2 separate regions of the Homo sapiens genome follow, and region 2 is linked to region 1. The links are chromatin contacts, found by Hi-C or POLR2A ChIA-PET in ENCODE. All regions are on one chromosome and are shown on one strand. The core of a region is the stretch at or near the end of the contact, and the rest is flanking DNA. Distances in the headings are between cores, read along the strand shown. Region 1 holds the start of UBASH3A (ubiquitin associated and SH3 domain containing A). Region 2 holds the start of LINC01668 (long intergenic non-protein coding RNA 1668).

Region 1 (6,552 bases), core at 3,882-6,381:
GTTACGCAGCCAGTGCCATGAGCAGACTTGGTTTCAGGGCATGAGCGCCTTATCCTATCCTGATGTCTCCTGGGAGCCCCATGAAGCTTTAGTAACGATTTGCAAACAGCTTGAGTTACAGGCACATTCTCTTCAGTAAGTGAGGGAGGAAACTGGTAGACTCTTCCCTGATGGGCTTGGAAGATAACTTTTCAAGTTAGGAAGGCAGGATGAAGCTAGATGTAGGCATCTTCTGGCCTACACAAATAAGATTTTTTTAAGAGAAATGCATAGAAGCATTTTTCATTTTAATATGTTATAAACATAACACAATTGCTCAAAACAGGGTTTATTATTTAGAAGAGAAAAATATACTTGAGTAGAGACTATATTTCATACCCAAATCTACTTTTTCCCTCTGGGTCACAAGCTTTCTCTATTTGCAGACTTTCAAATTCAAGATAAATCATTTGATTGTGGAATTATTTCATCTTTTGAATTCCTCAAAGAAAAAGGATAATGAAGTGTGTGGACATTATGCTAAATGAAATAAGCCAGACGGAGAAAGACAAATACTGCAGGATCGCACTTATATGTGGAATCTTAAAAAAAAAAAAAAAAAAAAAAAAAAAAAAAAAAAAAAAAAAAAAAAGTTGAATACATAGAGAATAAAGTGGGGTTCTCAGGGGAGGGTGTAGGGGCAGGAAATGGAGAGGTGTGGATCAAAGGGTGCAAAGCTGCAGATGTGTAGGATGAAGAAGTCCAGAGACGGAAGATACAGCTGACAGCCAGAGGTATAATATCTTATTGAATACTGAAAATTTGCCCACAGCAGATTTTAGTTTCGGTTACCATGAAAAAAAAGTAAAAAAAGTAACAATGCAAGATGATAGATATGTTAATTTGCTTGATGACAGCGCTCATTTCACTATTATGAATATAGCAAAACATCCCATTGTACACCTTAAATACGTACAGTAAAAAGAATATTATTATTATATTTATTTATTATTATTATTATTATTTTGAGACTGTCTCACTCTGTCACCCCGGCTGGAGTGCAGTGGCGTGATCTCAGCTCACTGCAAGCTCTGTCTCCCAGGTTCACGCCATTCTCCTGCCTCAGCCTCCCAAGTAGCTGGGACTACAGGCTACCACCCTGCCCGGCTAATATTTTTGTATTTTTAATAGAGACAGGGTTTCACTGTGTTAGCCAGGATGGTCTCGATCTCCTGACCTTATGATCCGCCCACCTCAGCCTCCCAAATTGCTGGGATTACAGGCATGAGCCACCGCGCCCGGCCCCAAAAGAATATTATTTAAAAATCAGGCAGGGCACAGTGGCTCACACCTGTAATCCCAGCACTTTGGGAAGCTGAGGCAGGTGGATCACCTGAGGTCTGGAGTTCCAGCCGGGCCAACATAGTGAAACCCCATCTCTACTAAATATATAAAAATTAGCCAGGCATGGTGGTGTACGCCTGTAGTCCCAGCCACTCGGGAGGCTGAGGCAGGAGAATCACTTGAACCCAGGAGGCAGAGGTTGCAGTGAGCCTAGATCATGCCACCGCACTCCAGCCTGGGTGACGGAGTGAGATTCTGCCTCAAAAAAGTGAAAATAAAACTATACAAATAAATATCACAATATGCTCACATTTAATGGTGAAATATTGAGACCTTGTCCTCTGAAATGGAGAGTTATACAAGAAGGTGCACTAGTACCACATCTGTTCAACATTTGACTTGGGTTCCAAGTCAGTGCAATAAAGGCAAAAAAAATAGAAGGAACTATTATGCGTAGAGCTGCCATGAACATTCATAGACCAATCTTTGTGTGGACACACGTTTTCATGTATATTTACCTTTATAAGAAACCCTCCAAATGTTCCCCAAAGTGGTTGGACAGTTACGCATTCCCACCAGCACAGTGTGAGAGCTCCTGTTACTCCCCAGCCTTGTGTAAACCTGGTATTTTCCATTTTAGCTCTTCTGGTGGGTGTGCTGTGGAATCACATTGCGGTTTTAATTTGCATTTCCCTGATGACTAATGATGTTGAGCATCTTTTCATGTCTATGTATATATCTTCTTTTTAAAAGTATCTTTTTTGATACTTTGCCCATTCTTAAAATAGATGCTTGTTTTCTTATTATTTGTTATAAGTATATATAAAATATTCTGTATATTCTAGAAACAAGTCCTTTGTCAGCTATATGTATAGTGATACTTTCTCCCAGTCTGTGGTTCACCTTATTATACTCTTTAAGATGTCTTTCAAAGAGCAGAAGTTTTCAACTTTGGTGAAGTACAGTTCATCAACTTTTTCTTTTGTTGGTTTATTCGCTTTATGTCCTAAGAAAGTTTTGCAAACTCCAACATAGCAAACATTTTTTTTCTAGGTTTTCTTAAGGAGTTTTATAGTTTTAGCATTTACATTTTGAGTTAATTTTTGTATATAATGTGAGGTAAGGGTTGAGGTTCGTTTTTCCTCCTACCAATATGCAGTTTTCCTAGCACTAATTTTTTTTTTTTTTTTTTTCAGACAGGGTCTCATTCTGTCACCCAGGCTGGAATGCAGTGATGCAATCACAGCTCATTGCAGCCTCGATTTCTTGGGCTTAAGCCATCATCCCACTTCAGCCTCCTGAGTAGCTGGAACTAATGCCACCATGTCTTTTTTTTTTTTTTTTTTAAGAGACGGAGTCTCACTCTGCTGCCCTGGCTGATCTCAAACTCCTGGGCCCAAGTGATCCTCCCACTTTGGCCTCCCAAACTGCTGAGATTATGGGCTGAGCCTCTAGCACCATTTATCAAAAGCATTATCCTTCCCCCATTGAATTTCATTGGCATCCTTGTTGAAAATCAATTGATTGTAGGTGTGAATCTTTTTGCACTACCCAATGACACACTATGACACACCATGGCAACCTGATTTGTAAATGTTTATGAAAAAGCAAAGGACAAAACCAGAGGGTTTAGCACTATAGTGATTAAAACAGTGTAGAATGGGCACAAAGAGGGACAAATCAAACAAGAGAGCACACAAGTTAGAAAAAACTAATCCATATACAGTCACTTGATTTACAATAAGCCTCCTACTGCAATTCACTGGGCAAAGGATAGCCCTTTCAATGCGGAAGTAGATGAAAGTTTACCCCTACCTCACACCATACACAGAATGAATTCAAATGGATCATAGAGCTAAATATGAAGAGCAAAAGTAGCAAAACTTCTAGAACAAAACATAGATGATCTTCATCGATGTTGGATTAACAACAATCTCTTGAACAGGATGCAGAAAACTCTAACCAGAGTTCCCACAAATTGATAAGAAAAGCAAACACCCTAGTGAAAAAAAAAAAAGAGCAGAATATCTGAACAGGAACTTCCCCAGAGAGGATATTCAAATGGGCAATAAGCCTGTGAAATGGTGCCCAATATCATTATCCCTCAGGGAAATACAAATGGGAACCACAGGGAGATACAACTACACACCACCCCCACCACAGAGTGGCTAAAATTAGGGACTGATAATATTAAGTGTGCATGAGGATATAGAGCTTTGTACAACTGCTTGGCAGTTCCTAATGGAGTTTCACGTGCTCTGTGATCCAACAACCCCACTCCTAGATGCACACCTAACAGAAATGCATGCACAAGGCACTCAAAGACACATACAAGAACGTCCTCAGCAACATTAGTTACAATAGCAAAACAACCGAAAACTTCCTGAATGCATATCAACAGAGAAATGGATAAATGAATTATGTTATATTTATTTTATTTATTTATTTTTGAGCTGGAGTCTCACTCTGTCCCAGGCTGGAGTGCAGTGATGCAATCTTTGCTCACTGTAACCTCCACCTCCTGGGTTCAAATGATTCTCCTGCTTCACCCTCCTGAGTAGCTGGGATTACAGGCATGCACCACCATGCCCAACTAATTTTTGTATTTTTTAGTAGAGACAGGGTTTCAACATGTTGGCCAGGCTGGTCTCGAACTCCTGACCTCAGGTGATCCACCCCCCCCTTGGCCTCCCAAAGTCCCAAAGTGCTGGGATTACAGGCGTGAGCCACCACGCCTGGCTGGTATATTTATTAATCAAATACTACACAGCAATAACAGTGAACTAACTGTGGCTACAAGCAATAATGTGGATAAATTTTACAGGCATAATTTGAGGAAAAAGAAATGAGATATGATAGAGAATATGCTATATGGTTCTATTTACATAAGGCTCAACCACAGGCACAATTCATATACAAGTGATACAGCAGTTTACTTTCTGGGGGAGGGAGGAGATAACTGGAGGAGGCTGAGCTGGGGGCAGAGGTGCATCTGAGGTTCTGAGAATGTTCCAGAGCAGGCTATCTCCACCTTGGCACTAGTGAAATTTTGTTGGGGAGACTGTCCTGGGCACTGTGACATTCCCGGCCTCTACCCACTAGTGCCGGTACCACGATGTCCACCCCACCCACCACCACCCCCGCCTCATTTTGGAAACAAAAATGTCTCCAGACATTTCCAAATGTCCCCTTGGGTGGAGGAGGTACAAAATTCCCCTGGTTGCCCTGTTTGATTTTGGGTCGTGGGGGAATTAGGGGTGTGGGCTCATTTATGGAAATTCCTTGAGCTATACACATATGATTCATCAACTTTTCTGTACACATATAAAGCTTTTAAAGTTTTTAAAATAAAAAAACAAGTCAATGAATGACTGAAAGAACCAGTAAGTTTTCCAGCAATCCGAGACAATAGATAGAGTGGGGTTTAATGTCTTGTTCACAGACAAGGAGACTGGGATCCAGGGTGGGTCAGGGCAGGGGGCCAGCAGGATCCAGGAGGGAACTCATTCCCTGACTTCTCCTCCGCTTCCTTCCCCCATGCTCTCACGCATTCTTGCTCCCGAATACTAGCCAAGTCCCTACAGAGGCTGATCCCGTGCAGGGGCTCGGTTGGACCTTTAGCCTCAAACTCCCGTGGTGGAAACAGTTAGGATTGGTGGACGCTGCACCCAGCATCCTGCAAACAGAATTCTGAAAACTGATATCTCATGCAAACAGGATATCAACTTTTGTCAGAAAGATCAAAAAGAGCTTGAGGTTTTTCTTCACAGCCTCAGCCTTGCCTCTCCCCCTCTTGCTTTATCTCCTCATTTCTGTGTGCAGGCGAGCTTCTTGGCCTAAGGGCAGGAAGAGATGGCAGCGGGGGAGACGCAGCTCTACGCCAAGGTCTCCAACAAGCTCAAGAGCCGCAGCAGCCCCTCGCTCCTGGAGCCCCTCCTGGCCATGGGCTTCCCGGTGCACACCGCGTGAGTACTGCCCAGAGACCCCGGGGCCCAGCCAGTAAGGCTGGTGCCAGACCCTGCTGCGGCCCCCGGCATGGAGCTGCAGGGGTGTAGGGTACGGCTTCCTGCCAAAGCAGTGCACCTTGCAGGGTAAGACACTGCCTCTTCACAGGGCCCTCTTCTGCTTCTCGTAAATGAGGTGATCTTGACCAAGCTTGTCCAACCCACATGAGGCCCAGGACAGCTTTGGGCTTAAGCCATCATCCCACCTCAGCCTCCTAAGGCTGCCCTGTTCAATTTGTGTTGGCTGCCCAACACAAATTGGTAAACTTTCTTAAAATATTATGAGATTTTTTTTTTAGCTCATTAGCTATTATTAGTGTTAGCGTATTTTATGTGTGGCCCAGGGAGGCACAAGAATACCCCTGATATTCTTGACCTTTTAAAGACCAGCTCGGCTGGCTGACTGGGGGACCCTGAAATTTGTGAAAATCAGAAGCCATGTATTACTCTGGGTGCCCCATTTTGGGGGTTTGGAGGAGATTGGGGCCTGGTTGTAATCTCTTTGTGTGCAGCTCAGTGACTCTGAAAGTGGCGTTTCAAGATATTCAAACTCTAACGTGAAAGGCCCCAAAGCCCGCTGAGTCTCTAACACTGGGACCAACTGTCAGCAGGGCTGTGCTTCCACGCTGCCCGGGGAAAGTCACTTGTCCTCAGAGACAATCCCTTGAGTGTCTGATAACGAAACAAATGGGTAGGAAACTTCAGACACAGTGTGAGCGCGACCCTGCTTACCCAAGGGAAAGGCCTGCATGTGGAAGAGCTTAGCCTTCAGAGTTACCACTCTCGGAGAGGGAGGCCACGACACCAACATTGGGTTACAGCTTTCATGGCAAACCAGTGCCTTAAATCTGACCCATTCATTTTTTCACATGGAAAAATGTATCAGAAACACACTTTAAATCTGACCCATTCATTTTTTCACATGGAAAAATGTATCAGAAACACACTTTAGGTAACTTTGGGTTGGGGAAGGAGCTAAACTTTCCTTCCACACTATAACAAAAGCTTGGCCAAATTGGGTGAAGTAACTCTGAAGCTAGACAAACCCATTTCTTCTCCCCAAATCAGGGCTTTGTCGTCACTGTTATGTTCAAGCTAAGCCAGGGGCCTTTGAATGGGGAGTGGGGTCAGGCATGTGCAGGGCGGCCACCGGGCACCGTCCAGGCATTACAGACAAGGCAGCTTTTGTCCACTGCTCACCACCCAGTGCAGGCAGGACACTGGG
Region 2 (6,969 bases), core at 3,064-5,563, 380 kb after region 1:
TGAGTGCAAGGACATGCACGGGTCCTGTGTTTCTGAGCAGAGGGGGACGTCAGTGCCGTGTGTGGGACATCTGGGGACTGAGGCAGGTTGGCCAGACTGTAGGTCGTGTGTCGGAGCAAACGCACCCATGACCATGGGGACAACACACACTGGGTGCTCATGTGGAGGAAGGCTGGTGACTTCACACTTAAATCCTCAGATAAGGAAAAGAGACACATGTATTCAGCACGTCTGAGGGTCTCTATCTCGGGAGGAGAGACGGCCCTCCCTTCCTGCCTTTGTTTTGGTAACAAGCACAGGGGACATTCTGGGTGGCACTGTGTCCACACAGGGGACCCAGCCCCCGGCTTGTTCATGGTCAGGCTCTTGTTGCTGGGACAGTCGCACCCCTGAGCTCTCACTGAGACCGCCCGCATGCGGTGGACTCCTGGAGACCCGATTTATAAAAAGCAAGGAAAAGGCTGCTGGCTGTGTCCCCTGGGCTGTGGGCTCCATCTCCCCTGCGCTCTAGAGACAGAACCACCTCCCGAAGCGCTTCACCCTACAGAGCTCACCTTTAAAGCCACTGGCGTGGTCTGAGCTTAGTAAACATTTCATTTCTGTTTTGGGTCACTTTCCTTGGGGCATTTGTTTCCTTTTGGTGAATTCCAGAATATTACTTCCCACCTTCAAATAATTCATTTTTTACCTGTAAAATTTTCCATCTCGAATCCAGCCGAATACAGATAAGGGACCTTGATTTCTACACCCCTTCTTGTTTCTGCTTTTGTTTTTCATTTGAATCCTATTAAAGCCAATAGATATGGCAACGTTGGCAAAAATAGAAGCAAAACGTAGGCGTGCGGATATTGATGCCCTCCACCTTCCTGCCAGCCTCTATGGGGGATGATTACCTGCTCTCCTCATCTGTAACAAGGCTCTTTCAACAGCACCTTCATCTGCTACATTACTTGGAATGCACATCTCACTAAACGGTGCCCCTCATCAAACTCCATACAACACTTCCTTGAATTTTACTATCATAAACAGAAACAATCACATGCACACACATGGACATGTATACACTCCTACACATCAGCACACTTCCTCTGGTTCTAGGCTATACTGCATCCTGAAACAATTAAATGACTGAGATCCATTAGGGGAGGCATCTAGAGAGCATCTACTGTTTTTTTTTTTTTTTTGAGACAGGCTGGAGTGCAGTGGCGCGATCTCGGCTCACTGCAAGCTCCGCCTCCTGGGTTCACACCATTCTCCTGCCTCAGCCTCCCAAGTAGCTGGGACTACAGGCACCTGCCACCACGCCCGGCTAATTTTTTGTATTTTTAGTAGAGACGGGGTTTCACCGTGTTAGCCAGGATGGTCTCGATCTCCTGACCTCGTGATCCACCCGCCTCAGCCTCCCAAAGTGCTGGGATCACAGGCATGAGCCACTGTACCCGGCCTGACGGCATCTACTGTTAGTCCTGGTTGGTGTGCAGCCAGCCTGGTCTCCATGCACGGGACCCCCAGAAAGCCCACCAACCCACCCTCCTGTCACACAGAGCAGTCCCTGAGGCCCCACGGTTGGAGGCCACGTCCACCCTGGTCAGCCTGCACACCCAGAGCCTGCCCGCACCAGGAGGCAGCCACACGGATGAGCTGAATCATGGGCTGCATGTGGCAGTGGAGGCTCAGGACAAGACAGATGTGCCTACGGCCCCGGAGAGCTCTGGGTCCAGCAGCAGAGGCGTTCCCCCAGGCCTGGGGGCATGCCCAGCATAGGGAGTGAGTGTGCAGACACAGGGTCCCACCCCCATGAGCACAACCCACTGAACAAGACGCCCCTCTGGGGTGAGCGGCACCATCTCCACCTAGGATGATGTGTTTCCAAGTGAACTCTCACCCGACAATCAGTATTAAGTCAGCATGAAGGGTAAAGATGTTTACAGCTGAGCCACATGCACGTCAGGAGACAGGAGCAGCAATGCCTGGGGCTTTCCACGGTGAGCTCCCAGCACACAGCAAGCATGTCGCCAGAAAGAACAGAAAGTTCACAAAGGGAGGGCCAGCCTGTGCACAGCCTAGCACCGTCCTGGGAGGCCATCATCACCTGTGCTCCTCTGAGAGGACAGGAAGATGCTGTTTTCCACTTTTTTCTCCCCAAGACCGTTTATTAGCAATTGAAGGAACAACGCATGTATCAAAGACTGGATTTGAGAAATTCCAACAAATCTGCCCCCTCGCAGTTGGGAGCTGGCATCGTGCAATCTTCGGAATGCAGCCTCTGGCTCTCCCATCAAAAGGCAACGCAGCCCCCTGTGATTTCAGCTTTGACCTTGTGGGTAATAAAAGAAGGAAAGAGGAATGTCTGCTACTGGAATCCTGGATGGGGTCCCCGCGGCCGAATCCCCCCTCCCGTCCCCTCCTGTGTCACCTGTCATGTCTCAGACTTTGACCGCCTCCCGCAGCTTCCTTTTATTCGTAATGTCTAAAGCCAACCCAAGCGTCTTTGCCGGCTGACGTCTTAGCCAAATCATGTGGGAAACCCGTGAAGCAGAACTGACCGCTGTGAGGGCTGGGAGTACACTGGGCATCTGAAATACTTCAGCCCAGGAAAACGTCCATCAGTGGACACCGTCGGTTCCCAGGTGGCCTCTGGAACAGGAAAGCAGTCACCCCCTCGTCCGATCCCACAGGAAACCTCATTCCACTCTAGTGGCAGTGGCTGGGGCTAGATCCCCCTGAGCCAGGAGACGACGGGCAGTGCCCGGACAAGGCTGTACTCTGTCCACAGCTCCTCCACTGTGGCTATGAGGGAGGTTTAAAAATCTCAGTCCAGTGGGGGGGGTCAGCCCCCTGCCCGGCCAGCCGCCCCGTCTGGGAGGGAGGTGGGGGGGTCAGCCCCCGCCCGGCCAGCCGCCCCGTCTGGGAGGGAGGTGGGGGGGTCAGCCCCCCGCCCGGCCAGCCGCCCCATCCAGGAGGTGAGGGGCGCTTCTGCCCGGCCGCCCCTACTGGGAAGTGAGGAGCCCCTCTGCCCGGCCACGACCCCGTCTGGGAGGTGTGCCCAGCGGCTCATTGGGGATGGGCCATGATGACAATGGCGGTTTTGTGGAATAGAAAGGCGGGAAGGGTGGGGAAAAAATTGAGAAATCGGATGGTTGCCGGGTCTGTGTGGATAGAAGTAGACATGGGAGACTTTTCATTTTGTTCTGTACTAAGAAAAATTCTTCTGCCTTGGGATCCTGTTGATCTGTGACCTTACCCCCAACCCTGTGTTCTCTGAAACATGTGCTGTGTCCACTCAGGGTTGAATGGATTAAGGGCGGTGCAAGATGTGCTTTGTTAAACAGATGCTTGAAGGCAGCATGCGCGTTAAGAGTCATCACCACTCCCTAATCTCAAGTACCCAGGGACACAAACACTGCGGAAGGCCGCAGGGTCCTCTGCCTAGGAAAACCAGAGACCTTTGTTCACTTGTTTATCTGCTGACCTTCCCTCCACTATTGTCCTATGACCCTGCCAAATCCCCCTCTGCGAGAAACACCCAAGAATGATCAATAAAAAAAAAATAAAAAATAAATAAATAAATAAATAAAATAAAAATCTCAGTCCAAAGGCTTTCACCGTAGTCTGTCTAAGGGACAGATAACATCGTCTCTCTGAATTTGGGAGGGGACTGTTCTCTGTTGGTAGCCAAAAGGGGCCCAGCAAGGTGCTAGGGTTCCAGTCTCCCTGAGTCCTCAGGCAGGTCTTCCCAGCCCCCACCCTGGGACTCCCTGCCCTGCTGCAGGGGAACGTGAGGGTCAGGGGTCCCCAGATTCCTGGGAGCTGGGGCCGGTGCCCTGGCAGAAACACGGCCTCAGGCAGGGTCCAGGGCCTGTGGGGGTGAGTCACGTTGTTATGGGCTGAATTCTCTCCCCAAAACTTACGTCCAAGCCCAACCTGGTGCCTCCCAGTACCGTATTTGGAGACAGTGCCTTTAAAAGGTGGTTAAGATAACATGAGCTGACTGGGGTGGGCCCTGAGCCACTTTGACTGAGTCTTACAAGAAGAGGAGGTCGGGGCACAGATGCACATGAAGGGCGCCAGGGAAGGACAGACCCTGACACACAGAGGAGTGGGGACTCAGCAGAAGCCAGCCCTGCCAACACTTGTCTCAGACTTTGAGAGGTAAGTGTCTGTCGTTTAAGCCCCCCGCCAAGCTCACACACACACACACCTGTGTGCCTCGCTAGGGCTGCCCCAGCAGACTCACACATCACACCTCCCTCACCACCGAGTCCCTGGGCAGCAACGTGGGCCCGGCTCACAAGCAGTGCTGGAGACAGCTTGAGCTTGGGTTGACTGCGCCAGCATAGCATGATCTCTCTCTCTCTCTCTCGCTCTCTCTAAGGAAAAAAAGAAGATAAGAACTAGAGAGTCAGAAATGTCATCTCTTTCTTTCTTTTCTTCCTCCTTTCTTTCTTGCACTCCAGCCTGGGCAACAGAGTGAGACTCCATCTGAAAAAAAAAAAGGAAAGAAAGAAATTGATTTTATTAACCAAAACTAGTAAAGGGGAAGTGGCCAGATAGCCATCCATGGCAACCACTTCAATTTTGGGGAGGAAGGCAGGGGTTTAAGAAAGGAAAACTTGGCCGGGCATGGTGGCTCATGCCTGTAATCCCAGCACTTTGGGAGGCCAAGGTGAGTGGATCACCTGAAGTCAGGAGTTCATGGCCAGCCTGGTCAACATGGTGAAACCCCGTCCCTACCAAAAAAAAAAAAAATTAGCTGGGCATGATGGCAGGTGCCTGTAATCCCAGCTACTGGGGAGGCAGAGGTGGGAGAATCTCTTGAGCCTGGGAGGCGGAGGTTGCAGTGAGCTGAGATTGCACCACTGCACTCCAGCCTGAGCGACAGAGCGAGACTCTGTCTCAAAAAGAAAGAAAGGAAAACGTGATAAGGAAGAAATACGAGAATTGGGTGGGGTACAATGTCTGTGTGTCTCGAGTGGCTGTCTTGGGTCCCCATCCACCTGGGTCTCAGGCTGGCATCACCTCAACAGTGGCCAGGTGGTGAACTAGCCACCTTGATGTCATCTGTGGCACTTTGCAGCTTGATCTCCAGGCTTGGTCTGTCTCAAGATTAGCCCCTGGAACGTCTAAGAAGGTGCATAATGAGATGCGTGCATAATGAGATGCGCACATACAGTTAGAGAACTGTGAAGCGGGTATAGACAGTGAGAAAGGCGGGGACGTGAAGCCTACTTTAAGGCTAAGGGAAAAGGCTTCTGCAGTTCGCTTCAAGGTTATATCTTAAAATCCAAGAGAAAGGGGAAAAAAAGTTAAGATGCATTTTGAAGTTAAGCTGCCTGGTTACAAGTGAAAATACATAAGAGTACTGGTTTTTTTCCGGTTAATCCTAACTTTTCTAATATATTTTGCTAGCAGATATTTAAAATCTGGTGGTTTAGCCAAAGAATTTGGGACAGCAAGACTATACAATCTTCCATCCGCTGCAAAGAGATGTTCGTTTTTTCTCAGCGTTTCTGAGAAGCTGGAAAACAAGGTGAGCTGCCGCCTTGGACACCCTCCTCTTAATTCTGGTTCCTTCCTGCTCGACATGGGGACGGGACAGTCCGACGCTCCCTCTCATGGGAATGTATTTGCAGACATCATATCATGGAAAATACTAAACACAAGTGTTGCCTCAGAAGCTCACGATGAGCCGGGTTCACGCCGGTGTAATTCTGCGGGGGCCGGACCCTGAATCTCATGCACGCGCGGCTGCGAAGGCGACGCAGCTTCTGCCTCTGAGCCGCCTCCTTCGATACATCCCGTGGGAGCGGGAGCCACACTGAGCGCCAGGTCTGCGGCCAGCCGGGTGGGAAACAGGCGCTGCTGCCAGCAAGCTCCTCCCACTCTGCTCACCTGCCCCGAGGTTCCCAGAAGTTCTCAATCAGTACCATGTCCTTTCCCCTTCTCGAAGAAAAACACTGTTGGCAATGGAACAGCGCATCCCATTATCCTCCTGTCTTCACCAGGAACAGGCTCCCCAGACAGCAGACACTGTTTTCCGCGAGCCGGAGGCAGCCAGATTTGAGCCCAGATACCGCCATGGCCACTCCTGCGAAACCCTAGAAAGCCAGGGACATATTCAGGGGACTTCTCTTGCTCCAAGAAGCCGTGCCTGGCAGTCAGCGCCTGCACACAGGCAGCTCCCATGGCAGGAGCATGGGTGGCCAAAGGGGCCAAGGTTCTCTGTTGTCAGTCCTGCCTCGCCTGCCTCCCCTCCCTCCCCTGCCTCTCCTCCCTCCCCTCTTTCCCGTCCCTCCCCTCCCTCCCCTCTCCCCTTCCTCCTCTCCCTCCTCTTACTCCCCTCCCTCCCCTCCCTCCTCTGCCTCCCTTCCCTCCCCTGCCTCTCCTTTCTCCCCTCCCTCCCCTCACTCCCTTCCCTCTCTTTCCTTCTCTCCCTCTCCTCTCTCCTCTCCCTTCCCTGCCTGCATGACCTTGAGCTTTTCCTCTGTTAGTCCCAGGAGCAGCTGCACTGGGTCAGGAGTTTCTGAGCCTGGCTGGTCCTCAGGCCGTCTGTGGACACTGAGACACGCCCCAGCCCTGAGATTCTGATTCTGTAGGCCTGTTCTGGTTGCCAGGTCTGTTTTGCCAAGCTGTGTGTTTCTGGTGCAAGGCGTAGGGTGCGCGCTCGATGGCCTCCTGGGTGCTGCCATCTGCCCATCTGTATCTGCATCTGATGCCCGTGAGGAGACATAATGGAAGCAAGAGTGTGGGGTGGGAGGCCCTAATTGTTTCAGGGAAGTGTCCCAGCTTGGAAGTGGATTCTTGCAGGGGCTCTGGTCTGGTGGAGAAAGTGGAGAAGGCAGCCTGGGGACGTGGCTGGGTGGGGAGTGGGCGCAGGCACAGAGCCAGCCTGCATGCTCCTTCTCTCCCTCCATGGACATAAGGACAGTGAAGTACTGTCCATACCACCGCGTCCAGGCATCTCACACG

Evidence for each region. Hi-C counts contacts between places; a loop is a spot of excess contacts on that map. ChIA-PET counts read pairs that join two places held with the same protein, here RNA polymerase II (POLR2A). Pooled maps may share reads with other maps.
Region 2: a pooled map shows a loop between it and region 1 (2.3-fold over the local background). The contact joins the promoter of LINC01668 here to the promoter of UBASH3A in region 1. A Hi-C loop is called at or near these places in 1 of 50 pooled maps. POLR2A ChIA-PET finds 5 or more read pairs at or near these places in 3 of 52 experiments (H1, activated CD4-positive, alpha-beta T cell and activated CD4-positive, alpha-beta memory T cell).

Annotation. Positions count from the first base shown.
Region 1 is chr21:42,398,771-42,405,322 of GRCh38, forward strand. UBASH3A (ubiquitin associated and SH3 domain containing A) reads left to right here and starts at 5,132. Exons shown (of 15, transcript NM_018961.4): 1 at 5,132-5,288. The coding sequence starts at 5,176.
Region 2 is chr21:42,775,681-42,782,649 of GRCh38, forward strand. It overlaps LINC01668 (long intergenic non-protein coding RNA 1668), which reads right to left and starts at 4,314. Exons shown (of 3, transcript NR_135517.1): 1 at 4,202-4,314; 2 at 2,417-2,637; 3 at 2,139-2,317. It overlaps LOC107985504 (a long non-coding RNA gene), which reads right to left and starts at 1,131. Exons shown (of 2, transcript XR_001755071.2): 1 at 689-1,131. RefSeq lists enhancers at 1-260, 1,806-1,875, 1,921-2,870, 3,822-4,771, 5,259-5,982 and 1 more and silencers at 2,570-2,629, 2,650-2,699, 2,730-2,779.